2 separate regions of the Homo sapiens genome follow, and region 1 is linked to region 2. A link is an interaction called in ENCODE POLR2A ChIA-PET data of the cell type or tissue named here. Cell type or tissue: K562. All regions are shown on one strand. Each heading gives the region's core, and the rest is flanking DNA. Links, peaks and the distances in the headings are about the cores only. Region 1 has its middle 16 kb from the start of ZNF467. Region 2 holds the start of TRC-GCA21-1 (tRNA-Cys (anticodon GCA) 21-1).

What was found. Peaks named below come from ENCODE experiments on the same cell type or tissue, not always from the same donor. Only the 100,000 strongest peaks of a DNase experiment are listed, where the experiment ranks them.
Region 1: POLR2A ChIA-PET joins it to region 2 with 6 read pairs; 5 of 35 experiments call an interaction of 5 or more read pairs at or near these places.

What each region holds. Positions count from the first base shown.
Region 1 is chr7:149,784,844-149,794,292 of GRCh38, reverse strand. It overlaps the pseudogene SSPOP. Among named protein-coding and RNA genes, the nearest start is that of ZNF467, 16 kb to the right of the region's middle. RefSeq lists enhancers at 2,967-3,755, 5,935-6,524, 8,261-8,760 and a silencer at 6,498-6,792. In K562, for the core only: CTCF peaks have their summits at 4,004 (motif pointing right), 6,627, 7,314 and 8,585; DNase peaks (open chromatin) are centred at 4,012 and 6,642; H3K4me3 peaks cover 187 bases; H3K27me3 peaks cover 4,577 bases.
Region 2 is chr7:149,657,411-149,666,859 of GRCh38, reverse strand. It overlaps TRC-GCA21-1 (tRNA-Cys (anticodon GCA) 21-1), which reads right to left and starts at 2,036; the gene lies at 1,965-2,036. In K562, for the core only: a CTCF peak has its summit at 4,120 (motif pointing left); a DNase peak (open chromatin) is centred at 4,089; H3K27me3 peaks cover 642 bases.

The DNA.
Region 1 (9,449 bases), core at 1,006-9,005, 130 kb before region 2:
TACAAAAATTAGCTGGGCATGGTGGTGCATGTCTAACCCCAGCTACTCGGGAGGATGAAGCATAAGAATCGCTTGAAGCCAGGAAGCAGAGGTTGCAGTGAGCCGAGATCACACCACTACACTCCAGCCTGGGGGTCAGAGTGAGACCCTGTCAGAAAGAAAAGAAGAGGAGACAGGACAGGACAGGACAGGACAGGACAGGACAGGACAGGACAGGACAAGACAAGACAAGACGGAAAACCTGGACCCATAAATGCATCCATTTCAAGCCTTTGTATTTTCCCGTTTCACTTATAACTCCTTTCCAGGCAAAGATACTTTTGAAAAGTCCAACTTAACTTTGTCTTGGCTATTCTAAGAGGGAAAGAAAAGCAACCAGAGCAACCAGATCTGAGCAGAAACAGAGGAAAGAGAGCACCTCAAAGGTGGCACCATGGGGGAGGCAGAAAGCCCCCAAAGCACAGGAAGGCAGGGCGGACGGAGAGGGAGGGCAGAGAGAAGCCTTCGCACCCCGAGGTCCCCTCCTTCCCTTGGCATGCAGAACTCAGGCTTCCTGCCACCCTGAGGCTGGGGTATCCAGCCACCCCCGCTCAGTGCCCCTGGTTCCCTCTCAGAGACCCTGCCGATTGTCCTCCCCCTGGGACTTCCCTGTCATGCCCCAGGCACACTCACCAGGTAGGGCACAGTGGCAGCATGATTCTCCCGTCCCCTCCACCAAGACCCAGCCCTGCAGAGGCACAGAGGTCAGGCCGCCTGCCTATCTCCAACCCATTCCACCAGCCTCCCCATCCCCTCCAGCTCTGCCCACCACACACTCCAGTGCCCTCACCTGGGGGCAGCTGCCGAGCGGGCAGTAGGGTGAGCAGTGTGCGGTGAGGTTGTGCAGACACTGGCACACCCTGCAGGGGCCCCCATGCCAGCGTTCCCCGACACGGTGGACCTGGCCCTGATGCTCACACCCCTCACAGGGCTCCGTCTGGCACCTGAGAAGGGAGGGATGTCCCTGGCCTGGTGACGGGGCTTGCTTGGGGTAAACAACTCTCCTGGTTCGCCTGGACTGAGGACTTTCCCAGGACTTGGGACTTTCTGTGATAAAACTGAGGAAGTCCTGGGCAAACTGAGACATTTGGTCACCCTATCAGCCCACTCTGCCCCTACACCTGAGACATTGCAACTGGCCCAGAAGAAGGCCAGGGAAGCAATTTGTACCAGCACTGCAGCCAGCGCCGTGGGTCCCAGAGGGGGCTGGGGAGGCAGCTATGGCAAGAGCCCCCCGCAAGCCTCAGCCCAGGAATTCAAGCTGAGTTTGTGAAGCTGCATCTGCGGGCTCCGTCTACCCACCTTCAAGACCTAGAGGGCATAAAACTAGAGAAGGGAAAGGCCAGGGGTCCCCAAAGAGGTTCCGGGACTCCCGGGATTTAGACGGGTAGGGGCACAGGGCAGGGGTTCCGAATTGGGGATGTGTGGTGGATGTGGAAGGGGCACACAGGAAGCTTCCTAAGTGGGAGGTGGGGTGCGGGCCAAGGTCCCTGCAGGTCCCCCGGTGGGTGGGGAACAGAGCACCTGCGTGCCTTGCGGTGGATGCCACGGCACTGGCGACCTCGGCCGGAGGGGCGGGGGTTGTTGGAGCTCCGGAAGGACCACTGGATGCTCTGGCTTCCACAGGGGCCCAGGCACTTGGCCCAGGGTGACCAGGAGGACCAGCCACAGTCCACTGAGGGAGGGCCAACAGTCAGAGCCTGAAGGAGGTGGTGGATGTGCAGCTGGGCGGTCCAGGGAGAGGACTAGGGACCCCGAGGGAAGGGCCTCACCAGCGCAGTCCGGGTTGAGTCGGCAGCGTCGGGGCCGTCCGTCTTGGCAGATGCAGAGCTGGCAGTCGGCCTTGATGCGTTGCCCAGGCCAGTAGCGGGCACCGTCCACCAGGCAGGGGCACTGCCGGGGCCACACACACCACCCCTCGCTGCCCAGCACCTGCCCTTCTGGGCACCAGCAGCCTAGAGGGGGCCCAGGGTGAGGCTTCCATGCAGAGGGCTGTTGCCACAGACCCACACCCTGGAGCCAGCACCTGGGCCCAGAGCCCCCTTACCCGGGCTGCCGCAGGGCCAATCAGGTGGGCACGTGACCTGGCCAGAGATGTCATCACAGGTCAGTGGGCAGGGGGCACAGGGCTGGAACATCAGCTCCCCAGAGCAAGTGGCATTGGGGCAGCCGTCCTGAGGGCAAGGCTCTGAGAGAAGCCGGAAGCAGAGGTCAGAGGTCAGGGAAGGGAGCTCTGCAGAGAGGATGGCCTCCCACCAGCAGCACCATCCTCTCTTCAACTCACTGGTCTGGCGGGTGCTGTGCAGGCCTCCGGGCAGTGCAGCACAGGTGCGGCCCCCATTCTGGGGTGAGTGGCACTGCCGTTGCCGCGTCATGGTGCCCCTGCACGGCTCAGAGCACACAGACCAGGGGGACCAGGTGCTCCATTCACCGTCCACTGTGAGGCAGGGGGACAGGGCAGGCAGTGAGGACCATGGGGGAGGGCTGAAGGCCTAGTGGCCTTCTTCTCCCTTCCTCTATCCAGGCCCCACCACCCCAGCCCCTCACCTGGGCAGGCTGCCGTGAAGCAGGCCTGAGACTGGTGCTCAGGCCCTGGGCAGTTCTGTAGCACCAGGAGGCCGAGTGGGGAGCAGCGGCGGCTCCGGCCCTGGCCCCAGGGCCCACACGTCCGGCTGCAGGGCCCCCATGGGCTCCAGGGGCCCCAGGCCCCACAACCCTGCTCTTCTGGGGAGGGGCCCACCTGCCCTGGCCTTCCACAGTCAGGCTGCCCATCACACACCTGGGGAGGGAGTGGGGTCAGGGCTCTTGTGCTGGGAGGCAACATGGCACTGCCGCCTCCTCCACCCACTCCCACCCTCACCAGCTGGAAGCCTATGCAGGTGCCATTGGGGCAGGTGTATTCTGGGCAGGGAAGCCCTGTCCTGTTGGGGCCTCCCAGGGCTGGCAGCCCCCCTGGGAAAGAAGAGGAGAAAAAACACAGTGAGCGGGGGGTGTGAGCTGTGTCCCGGGCCCAGCCAGCGGGGCCTCCCTCAGGGAACAAAGCATCCTCACCGCAGTCCAGCTCGTCCTCGCCCTGGGGACAGTCTGGGATCCCATCACAGAGCTGCTCAGGGGTCAGGCACAGCCCCGGAGCCACACCACAGGGAAAGAGGCCAGGGCACAGAGGCAGCTGGGTGGAGCCTGCGGGCACTGTGAGATGTGTCCTGCTCCGCTCCTGTCCCTTCCTGCCCTCTCCCTGCAGAGGGGCAGAAAGGCGGGTGGGAGGCGGCCAGACAGGCCAGCCTGGGAGGAGCTGGGGGGCCTGTGGACAGCTCGCTATAGGGGGAGGTAGACAGGACCTGAAGGGCTGGCTTGCAGTGACACAGAGGGTCTGCTCAGGTCTGGTGGGGAAATGCTGAGGGCGGGATCCCTCCAAACAGACACACTCCTCATCCCCGCAGAGCCTCTGCCCACCCTCTTATCCCTTCTTGGCCAAGTGTGGGGAAAGACAAAGCCCCTTTCTTCGCTCTCCTGGGCCTAGGTGGGAGGGTAAAAACTTTTCAAATAAAGTTTCACGAAAAAGATCAAAGGAACGCAAACGTGGCCCAGCCTCGGATGCCCCCAAACCTAAATCACTCTAGCTGCCGCGCCCACCTGTGCCTCAGGAGGCGAAGGTGGGGATGGCGCTCGGGAAGAGGTGGGCCCGCCGGCTTGGCCAGGGGGGCCGCGCATGGCCGGGGGCGCGGGAGCCTCAACGCAGGCGTCGGGGCCCTCGTCCGAGCCGTCGGGACACTGCCGCACGCCGTCGCACAGCTGCTCGGGGGACACGCAGTGAGGGCCGCGGGCGCAGGGCGCGTGGTGCGGCGCGCAGGGCCCTCCGCAGCCGCGCTCGTCGCTGCCGTCGGCGCAGTCTTCCTCCTGGTCGCAGCGCCAGCCCCGCGGGGTGCACTCGCCGCTGCCGCACCGAAACTCGAAGGGGCCGCAGGGTGGCGCTGCAGGGAGCGTCCGCGCTGGATCCTCTGCCGGCGAGCGCCCTCCCACCCGCAACCGCGCCCGGGTCAGTCCTTCCACCTCCGCCGCTGCTCCCCTCCCTGGTCCAAGTCCCTTGGCCATTTCCTGGGCCTGGCCCTAACCCACCTGCAGCCCCTTCCCGAGAACAATCCCTCTGCATTTTGCTGCCCGGTTGGTTTTCCCAAAGCTCTCCCCTGGGCCAAGAATTTCCATGAGACTCCCTGCAGCTGGGAGGGAGGCCTTGAACGCCAGGAAAGAGTGTAGACTCTTTCAAACGCCCTCCACTTCATTCATTCCAGCGTCTTCGGGTGTCTCCCACTGCGCCCTGCTCCTTCCCATCCCAGAGCAGCGCCACAAATGCCTCTCTCTGAGGCTTCCATGCCCCTCTCCCCCAGGCTTCTGGCCACCAGCTTTCCCACCTCTTCCCTCCAGGAGACTCACCAGGGCTGGCGCTGGCCAGGGGACTTGACGCAGTGTCCAGGGAGCCTGGGGAGGGGCCAGGCAAGGTGCTGGCAGGAGGTGTGGGCAGAGAAGGTAGGGGGCAGTGTCCCGGCCCCTCATCGGCTCCATCTGGGCAGTCCCAGACTCCGTCACACAGCTGGATGGCCCCCAGGCAGGTGCCATCAACACAGGACACCTCCCCGGGGACGCAGGTCACCTGCCCTGCACAGAAAAGAAGAACTGGCTCTGGGGCACTGCCCTGTACTCTTACTGTTTGGGGTGCCCCAACTCCCACACCCTCAGGACCAACTTCATAGCAGGAACCTGGCAAAGGAGCGGGGAGGTGAAGTCGGGGCTCTTGAGGAGATGGGCCTTGCGGGAGGGAGTGCTGGGTGGGCTGGCGTCCAGGGCAGGGACAACTCACCCAGACAGGACTCCTCGTCGGCGGCATCCAGACAGTCAGGATGCCCATCGCAGAGCAGGGCCGGCGGCAGGCAGCGTCCATCGGCACAGGCCAGCAAGCCCTGGGGGCACGGATAGCTCGGCTCATCCGTGCCATCTCCACAGTCATCCTGGCGGTCACAGAGCAGGGCCAGGGGCAGGCAGTGGCCGGAGCTGCAAGTCATCTGCCCCTCCCCACAGCCTGGGGCGGCACAACCTAGCATGGGGCAAACAGGCAGGCTCAGGACGCTGCTGTAGGGGCCCAGAGAAGCCCTGAACCCCAGAGGGACCAGAACACCCTCCCTTCCCCTCATCCCTCCAGGCCACAGGCAGCCCCTGGCAATGGGAGCAGCAGCTAAAGAAGCCACTCCAGGACAGCTGCCTTGGCCCCAGGAAATTCAGTTACATGTGCAAGGACTGACCAACCCTGTCGCTTCCACGCATGGGCAAAGACACTCACCCTCCTCATCAGAGCCATCGCCACAGTCGTCCTGGTTGTCACAAAGCCACCCATGGGGCACACAGTGCCCATTCTCTTGGCACAGGGCCTCTCCCTCTGCACAGGCAGGCACAAGCTCCTCACAGTGGCCACCGTCACCCCCACAATGCCATTGACCTTCCTGGCACGTGCTGAGCACACAGCGTCCTGGGATCAGCCACAGGCTGGGCTTGGCCCAGTGCTCCTTCAATAGGTCCCCCCCAAGATGACCTCCCCACTCACCAGTTCCCGCAGTCCTTTTGCAGCACAGACCCCGGCGGGAAGGAGTTGCGGCCCCACTCACAGGGGCAGGAAGCTGGCTCCAAGCAGGCTCCTCCTGAGGTCACAGAGTGCAGGGCTCAGAGCAAAAGGGCACAGTGGCCCCTTCCCAGTCTCAGTGCCCCTCCCCTCTGCCCTTTGTCACTCTACACACCGTGCAGCAGAGTCCCCTCGGGGCAGAAGCAGCCCTCCACACAGGCCACCACCTGGCAGTGCCACCCGGGCTCAGGATGCTGCTCATGGCAGGTGGGGGGACACGTGGGGCCACAGGCCTCATATACCTGTCCCCCTTCACACTGCAGGGCTGGGTGGAGAGGAGAGAGCCTTGGATCACTGAGGCACAAGGGCAAAAGGATGCAACCACACCAGGCTGGCTGGCCAAGGTGACCACCATGGAGGGCACAGGGTGTCTGGTGTAGACCTTGGGCAAGACCCCCCGGGCCGACGTGTACCATGTCAGCTCTACTCGGCAGCCGTTCTTGCATATATGGCTTATCTAGAAAAGTGTCTGGCACAGAGTAAGCACTCGATGCACAGCTTGCCCTTGAATGAATGAACGGCCGTCTTGTGGGACAGGAGAAGCTCTTTCAAGAAGCTGAGCCTGTGGCAGTGGCAGGATTTAGCATTGGGGACTGAGGGCGGGGCACACTCACAGCAGAGCTCCTGGCTACGCCAGCGCACGTGGTGCCCATGCCGGGCACACTCATCTGCATAGGTGGCAATGGCCGAGCAGAGGCACTCACAGTCACCCCCCGAGTCGCAGCTGTGGGAGGAAGCATTCAGTCCCGGCACCCCCACCTCTACCCCACTCCAGGTTGGCCTCTCCTTACCCGCAGGCGTCATACAGGCACCACTCATAGTGCTGCTGCGGGGGGACCTCCGCGTGGCATAATGTGAAGAGCGGCTGCAGCAGCGCCCCACAGCGGGCCCGAGCCCAACCAGCCCGGTGTGTGTTCATCTGCAGGCACAGGGTGGCGTCTCCAGCACAGTGGACCAGCGGACACCCTCCCCAGCCCTGCCTCTGGGAACCTCCCTTCCTGCTTTCCCGCCTGCACTCACCGTGCAGGGGTGTGGCAGGTCTCCTGGCTCAGGGCAGAGGGGGCTGAGGCGCCAGGAGTGGGCAGCCAGTTCAGCTGTGGGCTCCAGGACGCCCTGGCGGCTCCGCAGATCATTACTGGCATCTCCATCAAAGTCACCACACAGCCCAGCCACGCGACCACGGAACTGAGGGGACAGTTGCACCAGGACCCGAGTCCCTGGTGGCAGCATGGTTAAAAGTGACCTCACCAGCCCTTATCTGGGCCAGAAGACCCAGGGTCTGTTTTACCACCACCAGGTGCCACCCCCACCAGGGGGTATGGTTACCTCTTTTGTGGGGGGATGATTGGTGATGATAAATGAAGAGACCTATATTTAGGGGGCTCAAGGTAGGAATTAGGAGCCTATTTTCCTAACTAACACCAAGCCAAGGGCTGAGGGGGAGAGAAATTCTCCATCAGGTCAGATTCTGGGAAACCAGACTCCAGGATGGACTGTGAGGCCCAGCAGCACCAGCCTCGGTGGCGGCAGGCTGGGAGGGTGGCCCAGCGGCTCAGAGCCAAGTCCATATGGGGGTTATCTGGGTTTCCCTCAGTTCCACAGAAGCAGTTAGATATAACATATAAGCCAACTGCTTATATGGGTGATGGGAAGTTAGGAGATTTATTTTCATTTCGCCTTTCTAAAACTTGGTATTTTCTCAATGTTTCCCTTGGTGTGGAAGGATTGCTTTCATAATGATGAAAAAGATAATTATGAAAACCTAATTTAAAAAAAATTTTTTTCTCGCTCTATTGCCCAGGCAGAGTGCAGTGGGGTGATCACAGCTCACTGCAGCCTTGACGTCCCAGGCTCAAGCAATCTTCCCATCTTAGCTCCCAGGTAGCTGAGATTTCAGATGCGCACCACCGTGCCCAGCTAATTTTTGTATTTTTTGTAGACAGGGAGTCTTGCCATGTTCAACCCAGGCTAGTCTCAAAGCCCTGGGCTCAAGGGATCTGCTCGCCTCAGCCTCCCAAAGTGCTGGGATTACAGTTGTGAGCCACTGCACCTGGCCAAAAACCTAATTTGGAAACTCGGACCTCTTGCATGGACTGGGAGGTAGGGGTGGCACTGGGTTGGGCATGGGGCAGGGCAAGTGCCAGCCAGGCAGGGAAGTAAGGTGAGAGCTCAGGGTCCTAGCCTGGCTGTCAGCTTAGCTCTCAGCCTGGAAATCTGCCCTGTGGAGGTGTCAGGGGCTCAGTGGAGGGAGACCAGGAGGAGGGAGGGTCAGGCGTTGGGAGAAAGAAGTTGGGGTGAGTTCAACCCTATGGTGCTAAGGCGGGGCACAGGTCCAATGGTTGAGGGAGGGCAGGGGCCTGATCTCCATCCCAGAGCAGGGTGAGGCCCAGGTGGGTCGAGAGCAGCAGGAAGAGGCCAGCACGACGCAGGCTCAGCCCAGGGCCTGTGTAGACCTTGGGGGGCGTCACGCTCACCCCATTCACCGTCACTGCCCGGCCTGTAGAGGAAGAAAGGCATTCAGGCCCAGCCTGGAGGAAAGGGTCCTCCAGATCCTCATGAGGCTCTCTAGCTCCCCTGTCCAGCCCTTCTTTTGCTTCTCTACCTGTGTGACCTTGGGCACATCATTAGACTTCTCTGGGACTTAATTTCTGGGAGGCTTCTGGTATTGAGTCCCAACCAAGAGGAGAGGCACCAACCCCATGGCATGGAGGGCAGCCAAGCCCAGTAAGGAGCTGGCCAGCAGTGAGCAGACACAGGGAACCCCGCCCCCTCCCACCTTGCACAGCTGGGAAGCCATACAGGTGTGCCCCTCCCTGGCAATGTCACCCTTCAATGTTGCAGCCACCTCTGAGCATGTGCACAACAGTGCCCTCCAGACGCACGGCCAGCGCTTTGGTGCAGGTGAGACCGCTGGCCCCACAGGGCAGGTTCTGGGCAGAGACTGTGAATAGGCCACTGGCCTCTCGCACCAGCAGATACTCGCAGGCCCCAGGATAGGTGAAGGCCAGTCCGTCAAATGTCACATAGTGGGGGGCGCCTGATGCCTGGCACCGCCCACTGCGCCGCTGGCCTGTGCAGTGCCACTGCCGGCCCCGGCACACGCTATGGGCAAGGTGGGGGAAACAGAGTCACCGAGGATAGGGCCCTGGGGGCTGGATCCAGGGAAGGCAGCTGGTCCAGGTTCCAGGCAATCTCAGCAGCCCTCAGCGTGGTGGGGTCCTGCAGGGTTCCCTTGGCCCAGGCCAGTCTGGATACCCCAGCCCCCACCACCCCGACCCCTTCTGGTGGAGGGAAGGATGATGTGTGGGGAGCCATGGGCCACAAGGTCAAAGGGTTAGAGGTCACGGCAGCTGGGCATACCAAACGTTGCAGTCTTCCTGGATGGTGGCGTTGGGCAGGTACCACTGCCCACTGTGACGGCAGGGACAGAGGTCAGGAGGCACACAGCGCTCGTCCTGGGCAGAGGGCAGGGACAAAGGGCACCATGTAGGGGTGCGAGGGGAGCAGGGCAGTGCCCTGGCTTAAGGAAGGCCATCCTGTTCCCCCACGCAGCTCCTTCTTGGACTCACCAGCAGCACCGTGCCTGGTGGACAGACACAGCCATCAGTACTGCCTGCAGGGCAGGAGTGATTGGCGCTGGGGCTGTCACAGGTGAGGAGACAGGCACCAGGGGCATAGACAAGCTCCCTGGGGCAGAATGCCCCTGTGAAGGGCAGTGGCGAGCCGTGCAATTCCAGAGGCC
Region 2 (9,449 bases), core at 861-8,860:
TTTTTCAGCAATCTCAGTTATTCAGCATCAAGAGCTGAGTGTTTTGGTGTAGTTGTGGGGACATCTGCACATTCCATCTGTGTCTGGAGAAGGCGTAGACATCTGAGCTTTCCATTGTATGTCTTTGAGCTTCCTAATGCTGTCAGACTTGGCTGGGCCCTTTTTACTGCTATGTAACAACAGCTGGTCTCTAAAAGTTTTGTCCTCCAGTGGGAACTTTATTCCAAGAAGAAGTGACACTTGAAATATTTAACAACAGCTACAGCAGAGACACTGACCAATCAGAATGAATGCCAGCCATAAGCAACCATTGAATACCTACCAGGTGAGTAAGCAGCCTTGAATCCAGGTGACCAGTTACTCAGTTACTTTATCCCTGAGACCCTTGGGCTCCCAGATTGTCAACTTTGAACAATCAACTAGATTTCTACTTTCTGCAATCCCAATCATGACAGAAAGTCCATCCTACACTCCATTTTCTTTAGGATCCTTTTTCTGCACCCCTCTCCAATTGCAATTTTTATATCTGCCTAGGTACATCGTTACAGAAACTGGTTCTGTCCAGTGAAACAGATGAGATGGCCATTGTCCATGTGTCAGGAAGCCTGGGCTTTTGAAACGGGGGATCCAGGGGGACCCAGGCAGCCTGGCTTTCAGGAAGTCACACTGGTTAGGAAGGTGTCAGACTGTGCCTGAGCTCTGCCAGCCCAGGAATGAATGCTAAGCTGTCTCTGCCTGTACAAGTCACTCAGTCTGCATGCATTGTGTCAGTCGGTGGCACTGGGTGGCCAGAAGTGCCAGGAAGACAGAGAGAAAGAGGCTTTTTCCTTCAGCTTCGGGTGCTGCAAGCAGAGCCATGTCTTCCACTGTGCCTCACACAACTGGGGAACCTCAAAATGTGGACAGAGGGTTCACAGGATGGGGAAGAATAGGAAGAAAAAAAAGAAAACACAAGAGAAATGCTCACCAAAGCAAAGCAAGACAAGACTGAATCAGGCATGCAGAGCAGATCTGGGCAGGTCACGTGGGGCAGCAGGAAAGTAGAGAGGAGCATGGGACAAACCAACCTCCTTACCCTCTCGTCCACCTTGCAGGAAGAGTCAGGTGCAGGGGCCTCAGGAGGTGAAAGGAAATTGTTTTTTAATACTCTGGTCAGTATGGGAAGAAATTAGTGTAGGTAGGGAACACATGAATTTGAGTCAGGGACCTGTGGATCATCAATCAAATGCTTTACTCAAAAACAACTAGTGTTGCCTTGAGCATGCTTCAATTCTGAACTTCAATGCAGGGAGTCGAGTAATCACTCATGGCCTGCCACCACCCCTAGCTGACTGTGCCATTGCAATTGGTCACCCTCCTACCATGCCCACAGCTTCATTCAGACATCCCCCACCTTCCCACACTCTCCCACCTCTACACACCTGGCCACTGCCTATGCCTGCAGCTCAGCACCCCACATGCCCTCAGTGATGGACTGAAGGCAGGCACTAGCTTGAACATCACTGATGCTTCCCACTGGGATGTTGTTTAGAATGACAAGTTGTTGTAAGTTCCAAAACAATTTTCCAGCCACTTAGAATTATTGGATGTTAGAACAGGTATTAACAGGGGATTATGCCCCAAATGACCCCCAAAAGTAGAAGTTCTCTGATTCCTCCTCAGTCCTACTAAATTGGAACTTCTAGGGAGTAATCTGTATTTTTTATAAGATCTATCAGTAATTCTGATGCAAAGTCAGACTGGGTGACCTCTGATTCAGGCTGTCCTGCCATAATATAAACTTCAAAGAAGAGCAGCTCATTAGAACTTCTGAAACACATGCAGATTATTAGTGACTTGACCATGACTTGTGCCAGAAAAATGAAGTCATCTGAGAAAACTGACACAAGCTATAGGAAGGACAGTGGTGAGGATGACAAGCAAGCCTAACATCAGAAAAAGAGAACCCACAGCTAAGTGGCATCAGGGGGCACCCAGATTTGAACCGGGGACCTCTTGATCTGCAGTCAAATGCTCTACCTGTGAGCTATACCCCCTTGCCTGGTGGACATTCCTCCTTAGCATATTTCACCTGTGTCACCACACCCAAGGATTCTATAGTGCACTGTAAATTGTATTAATTCCTGGCCAGCTTATGGAAATTGGCAGCCCTACCACAAATGACTAGAGACTGCTCTTCAGGCCATGAGTTCACTCCTTCACTCCCCAAATAACCTCCTGTCACTTGTCTAATGGCATCTTTCTACCTTGTAGCCACAACCTGAACTCCTTCAACTGAGGTCTCCTCCCGTTCCCTTACTCAGTACCTGATGGGAGTAGGGGTTGGGGGAGAGGCAGGTCTAAGTATCAAGGCTATTTTCACAACAATGTGTCATAATAAATCATCCCAAAATTGGCTGCTTGAAACAATAAGCATGTATTCTCATGCTCATAGGTCAGCAGCATGGATGCCAATCAGCTGATGCAGGCTGGGCTCGACCTCGTGTATCCGCTTCAAGCTGTGGGTCCATCTGTGCTTGGTTTCTGTCTGAGCTGGGCTTAGATCTGCTCCATGTGTGTTCCTTCTATGATCCCGGATGGAGGAGTAGCAGCTAGCAAGGGGCACTTTTCTTATGGTGACAGCAGAAATGCAAAGGGGTAGGCCCAACTATGAAAGCAGCTTTCAAGCCCCTATTTGCATTACATGTGAGAACACCTCAATGATCAAGGCGGCCAGTCACAAGACCAAACTGTAACTCAAGAGCAAGAAAGCATGTTTCACCTCCAGTGGGAAGATCTGAAAAGAAGGTAAAGGCCACAGATGCAGAAATAAATCAAAATTCAGGGCCAACAGTTTCATCTACCATGAACTGCCCTCTTGGTCATAATTACTTACATCTCTCCCATGTGCAAAATATACTCACCTCTATCCCAAGGTTCTCAAAGCCTCATTCAATTAGACAAAGTCCAAGCTCTTGTGATCCATATTAAATCAGATGAGGCTACTCTTGATTCAAAGATCTATGAACTCAAAAGAGAAAATTTGTACCCATTGAACACCTCAAGTACAATGATGGTACAAGAACAGAATTATTGCAATAAACATTTACATTCAAAAATTGGACAAAATGGAAAGCATGCACAGTCACAGAAACTGGTTCATGGAAACTAAAATGCTGAGAGTGTAGAAAATGATGGATGGAAGAGAAGACCAATGTGCAGCTCCCACCTGGACAAACAGAACAGCATGTGGAAATTCACATCATGAACTTTTGCTCCAAGAACCACCATAGGATCACACCAGAAAAACCAAAAGAACTCACAGACCCTTTTAAAGAAGCAGCTTGCTGCTGCAAACTCTATGAGATAGACAAAAAACTGTGAGTTCCCAATGTATGAGTGGGGAAGGTTTGCCTCTGAACACACATCTTCACTGTGGAACCTAAAAACCCAGATCATAGGAGTAGGATTTAACCTTATGTACAGCTGAAATGGATTTAGGGAGCTGAGCAAAATATAAAAGTAGAAGAAGCAGTAAGAAGGGCCCCGTAGGTACTCCCAGACTCCAGCTCAAGCCCAGGGAAGCCATTCCTGACTTTATCTCACAGGGGTCCTTGGGGAAGGCAGAGAGCAGAATTAGGGAGGGGCTACAGGGTAAAAGAAGCTTCTAGTTGAGCTTTGTAATAATTTCAACTGAGCACGAATTTTCCTGAGCAGAATCCAGTGGATGAATGAGATGTGTAGGTATGAGTACAGGAGCTGCAGCTGACATCATGGGCAGACAGGGAGGGATGAGGCCTGAAAACCCTGCTTGCTTTCTCAGTGGGGAGGCTTGTAGCCTGAAGCAGGATTGCAGCCCTGTGTGTCAGCTGCCTGGATATAAACTCGGTGCTGTTGGCAGGGCATGGAGGGAGTGAGACTGGCCTTGCTGACTGCTTGGGAGCTGGGCGAGGCCTGTCACTGCTGGCTTTCTACCACTTCCCTGGCAGCCTGTATAATGCAGCAGAGACAGCCATAATCCCCCTTGGAACATAGCTCTGTTGGCCTGAGAACCACTCACCCTATGCCCTACAGTGACTGCAGCAAGCCCCGCCCAAGAAGTACCAGAGCTTAGACCCGCTAAACACTGCCCCCACCTGGTGGCTTTCCTCTACCCACCCTGGTAGCCGAAGACAAAAGACAAGCTCTTGGGAGCTCTATAGCCCCACCAATCACCTGGGAAACTTGAATACTTATCCTGGCCAATTTAGGGCAAGCTTATATTCCCATTCTACTATCACAGCTGGTGCTCTATTGAAAGCACCACCTCCTACCTAAATGCCAACTAACTCAAGCCATTACAGCAATGTATAACAGAGCATCCCTCACCAAAGGCAAAAACAACAGTTAATTCCACTGCCAGTAACATCCTGCCTAACCAGAGGTCCTGAGTCTGTCCACATGACAGCTTTACTGCTAGCACAACCAACATTTAAGAAAATCAGTGCATTAAATGAAACTACAACCGAGGACTCTCACAGAGTCCATTTCACTCCCCTGCCACCTCCACCAGAGCAGCGTGCTGGTATCCGCAGCTGGGAGACCTGAAGATGGCTCACATCACAGGACTCTTTGCAGACATTCCTCAGCACCAGCCCAGAGCCTGGTAGCCCCACTGGGTGGCTAGACCCAGAAGGGCAATAACAATCACTGCAGTCCAGCTCTCAGGAAACCCCATCCGTAGGGAGGGGAGGAGAGCACCACATCAAGGGATCACCCCATGGGACAAAAAAATCTGGACAGAAGCCCTTGAGTTCCAAATCTTTCCACTGAAACTGGCTATCCAAATGAAAAGTAATTCTGGGAATATGACAAAACAAGGTTGTATAACACCCTGCAAAGATCACACTAGCTCTCCAGCAATGGATCTAAACCAAGAATAAATCTATGAATTGCCAAATAAAGAATTCAGAAGATTAATTATTAAGTTACTTAAGATGGTACCAGAGAAAGGTAAAAACCAACTTAAAGAAATTTTTAAAAAACCCTACAGGATAAGAATGAAAAAGTCTCCAAGAGAAATAGGTATCATGAAGAAAAAATAATGACAACTTCTGAAAATGAAAGACACACTTAGAGAAATACAAAATACACTGGGAAGGTTCAACAGTAGACTAGAACAAGTAGAAGAAAGAACTTCAGAGGTCAAAGACAAGGCTTTGGAATTAACCCACTGTGACAAAGACAAAGAAAAAAGTATTTTAAAATATGAACAGTCTGGGCATGGTGGTTCATGCCTGTAATCCCAGCACATTGGGAGGCTGAGGCGGGTGGATTACCTGAGGTCAGGAGTGAAACATGGTGAAACCCCGCCTCTACTAAAAATACAAAAATTAGCTGGGTGTGGTGGTGTGCACCTGTAGACCCAGCTACTCAGGAGGCTGAGGAAGGAGAATCGCTTGAACCTGGGAGGCAGAGGTTGCAGTGAGCCAAGATCATGCCACTGCACTCCAGCCAGCCTGAGTGACAGAGTGAGACTCCATCTCAAAAAAAAAAAAAGGAAAGAAAAGAACAAAACTTCCAAGAAAGTTAGGATTATGTTAAACAACCAAGCTTAAGAATAATTGGTGTTCCTGAGGAAGAAGAGAAATCTAAAAGTTTGGAAAACCGATTTGAGGGAATAATCAGGGAAAACTTCCCTGGCCTTGCTAGAGATCTAGACATCCAAATATAAGAAGCTCAAATAGCACCCAGGAAATTCATCACAGAAAAATCATCACCAAGGCACATATCTAAAGTCTTGACTTGTCTACATCAAGACAAAGGGAAGAATCTGAAGAGCTGTGAGGCAAAACCATCAGGTAAACTATAAAGGAAAGCCTATCAGATTAACAGCAGATTTCTCAGCAGGAACCTTGCAAACCAGAGGGATTGGGGTCCCATCTTTAGCCTCATTAAACAAAATAAGAATTTTGTATCCAGCAAAACTAAGCTCCATACATGAAGGAGTGATAAAGTCTTTTTCAGACAAACAAATGCTGAATGAATTTGCCGCTACTAAGCCAGCACTACAAGAAATGCTAAAAGGAGTTCTAAATCTTGAAACAAAATCTTGAAATACACATCAAAATAGAACCTCCTGAAAGCATACATCTTATAGGTCCTATAAAACAATAACACAATGAAGAAAAAAAAGGTATTCAGGCAACAACTAACACAATGAATAGAACAGTACCTCACATCTCAGTACTAATGTTTAATATAAATGACCTAAATGCTCCACTTAAAAGATACAGAATGGCAGAATGGATCAAAATCCACAAACCAAGTATCTGCTGTCTTCAAGAGACTCACCTGACACATAAGGATTCACATAAGCTTAAGGTAAAAGGTGGAAAAAGACATTCCATGCAAATGGACACCAAATGCAAGCAGGAGTAGCTATTCTTACATCAGACAAAACAGACCTTAAAGAAACAATGGTTAAAAAAGACAAAGAAGGACATTATATAATGATAAAAGGACTAGCCCAACAGGAAAATATCACAATCCTAATTATATATGCACCTACACCAGAGCTCCCAAATGTACAAAACATTACTACTAGACCTAAGAAATGAGATAGCTGGTAACACAATAATAGTGGGGGACTTCAATACTCCACTGACAGCACTAGACCAGTCGTCAGGAGAGAAAGTCAACAAAGAAACAATAGACTTAAACTATACCCTACAACAAATGAACTTAACAGATATTTACAGAACATTCTACCCAACAACTGCAGAATATACATTCTTCTCATCAGCACATGGAACATTCTCCAAGATAGACCATATGATAGGCCACAAAACAAGTCTCAATAAATTTAAGAAAATTGAAATTATATCAGTCAAGTACTCGCTCAGATCGCAGTGGAATAAAATTGGAAATTAACTCCAAAAGGAACCCCCAAAACAGTACAGATACATGGAAATTAAACAATCTGCTCCTGAATGATCATTGGATGAACAATGAAATCAAGATAGAAATTAAAAATTCTTTGAATTGGATGATAATAGTGACTTATGAAATCCTCTGAAATACAAAAAAAAGTGATGCTAAGAAGAAAATTCGTAGCATTAAATGTCTACATCAAAAAGTCTGAAACAGCACAAATAGACAATCTAAGGTCACGCCTCAAGGAACTAGAGAAACAAGAACAAACCAAAGACAAACCCAGCAGAAGAAAATAAATAACAAAGATCATAGCAGAACTAAATGAAATTGAAACAAACAAACAAAAAAATACAAAAGATAAATGAAGCTGGTTGCAGTGGCTCACGTCTGTAATTCCAACACTTTGAAAGGCCAAGGCAGGTGGATCACATGAGGTCACAAGTTCAAGACCAGCCTGGCCAACATGGTGAATCTCCGTCTCTACTAAAAATACAAAAATTAGCTGGGCATGGTGGCACATGCCTGTAATCCCAGCCACACAGGAGGCTGAGGCACGAGAATCACTTGAACCTGGGAGGCAGAAGTCAGAGTGAGCTGAGATTGTGCCACTGCACTCTAGCCTGGGTAACACAGTGAGACTCTGTCTAAATAAATAAATAAATAAAATGAAACAAAAAGCTGGATCTTTGAAAAGGTAAACAAAATTGATAGACCATGGTTGAGATTAAACAAGAAAAGAAGAGAGAAGATCCAAATAAGCCCAATTAGAAATGGAATGGAAGATATTACAACTGATACCACAGAAATACAAAAGACCATCCAAGGCTGCTATGAACACCTTTATGTGCACAAACTAGAAAACCTAGAGGAATGTGGACAATCCTGAAAATATGTAGCCCTCCTAGATTATGCGAGGAGGAAATAGAAACTCTGAACAGACTAATAATGAGTAGTGAGATTGAAACAGTAATAAAAATAATTTCCAACAAAAAATGTCCAGGACTAGATGGATTTACAGCTGAATTCTCTCAGACATTCAAAGAAGAATTGGTACCAATCCTACTGAAACTATTCCAAAAGATATAAAAAGAGAGAATCTTCCCTAAGTCATTCTACGAAACCAGTATTACTGTAATGCCAAAATCAGGAAAGAGCATAACAGAAAAAGAAAACTACAGATCAATATCCCTGATGAACATAGATGCAAAAATTCTCAACAAAATACTAGCTAACTGAATCCAACAGCATATCAAAAAGATAATAAACCATGAACAAGTGGGTTTTATACCAGGGATGCAGGGATGGTTTAACATACACAAGTCAATAAATATGATACCCCACATAAATAGAATTAAAAACAAAAATTGCATGATCATCTCAATAGATGAAGAAAAAGCATTTGACAAAATCCAGCATCTTTATGATTAAAATCCTCAGCAAAATCAGCATAGACACTTTGGGAGGCCGAGGTGGGTAGATCACAAGGTCAGGAGATCGAGACCATCCTGGCTAACACGATGAAACTTCATCTCTACTAAAAATACAAAAAATAAGCCAGATGTGGTGGCAGGCGCCCGTAGTCCCAGCTACTCGGGAGGCTGAGGCAGGAGAATGGTGGGAACCCGGGAGGCGGAGTTTGCAGTGAGCCAAGATCATGCCACTGCTCTCTAGCCTGGGCAACAGAGCAAGACTCCATCTCAAAAAAAAAAAAAATCAGCATAGAAGGGACTTTAAGGTAATAAAAGCAATCTGTGACAAACCCACAGCCAACATTATACTGAATGGGGAAAAGTTGAAAGCATTCCCCTTGCAAACCTGAACAAGACAAGGATGCCCACTTTCACCACTTCTATTCAACATAGTGCTGGAAGTCCTAGCCAGCGCAATCAGAGAAGAGAAAGAAATAAAGGGCATCCAAATCAGTAAAGAGGAAGTCAAAACATCACTTTTTACCGATAATATGATCATATAACTAGAAAACTCTAAAGACTCATCCAAAAAGCTCCTAGATCTGATAAATGAATTCAGTCAAGTTTTGGGATACAAAATCAATGTACACAAATCAGTAGCACTGCTATACACCAACAGTGACCAAACTGAGAATCAAATCAAGAACTCAACCTCTTTAACAACAACTGCAAAATAAATAAATAAATAAATAAATAAATAACTTAGGAATATACCTAACCAAGGAAGCGAAATATCTCCACAAAACACTGCTGATTTTTTTTCTAGTTCTGTGGAAAATGATGATGGTATTTTCATGGGAATTGTATTGAATGTATAGATTGCTATTGGCGGTATGGTCATTTTCACAATATTGACTCTACCCATCCATGAGCATGGGATGTGTTTCATTTGTTTGTGTCACCTATGATTTGTTTCAGCAGTGTTTTGTAAAGATCTCTCACTTCCTTGGTTAGGAAGGAGGCGGAGGTTGCAGTGAGCCGAGATTGTGCCACTGCACTTCAGCGTGGGTGACAGAGTGAGACCCTGTCTCAAAAAAAAAAAAAAAAAATTTATATATATATATATATATATATAAAGAAGTAAAA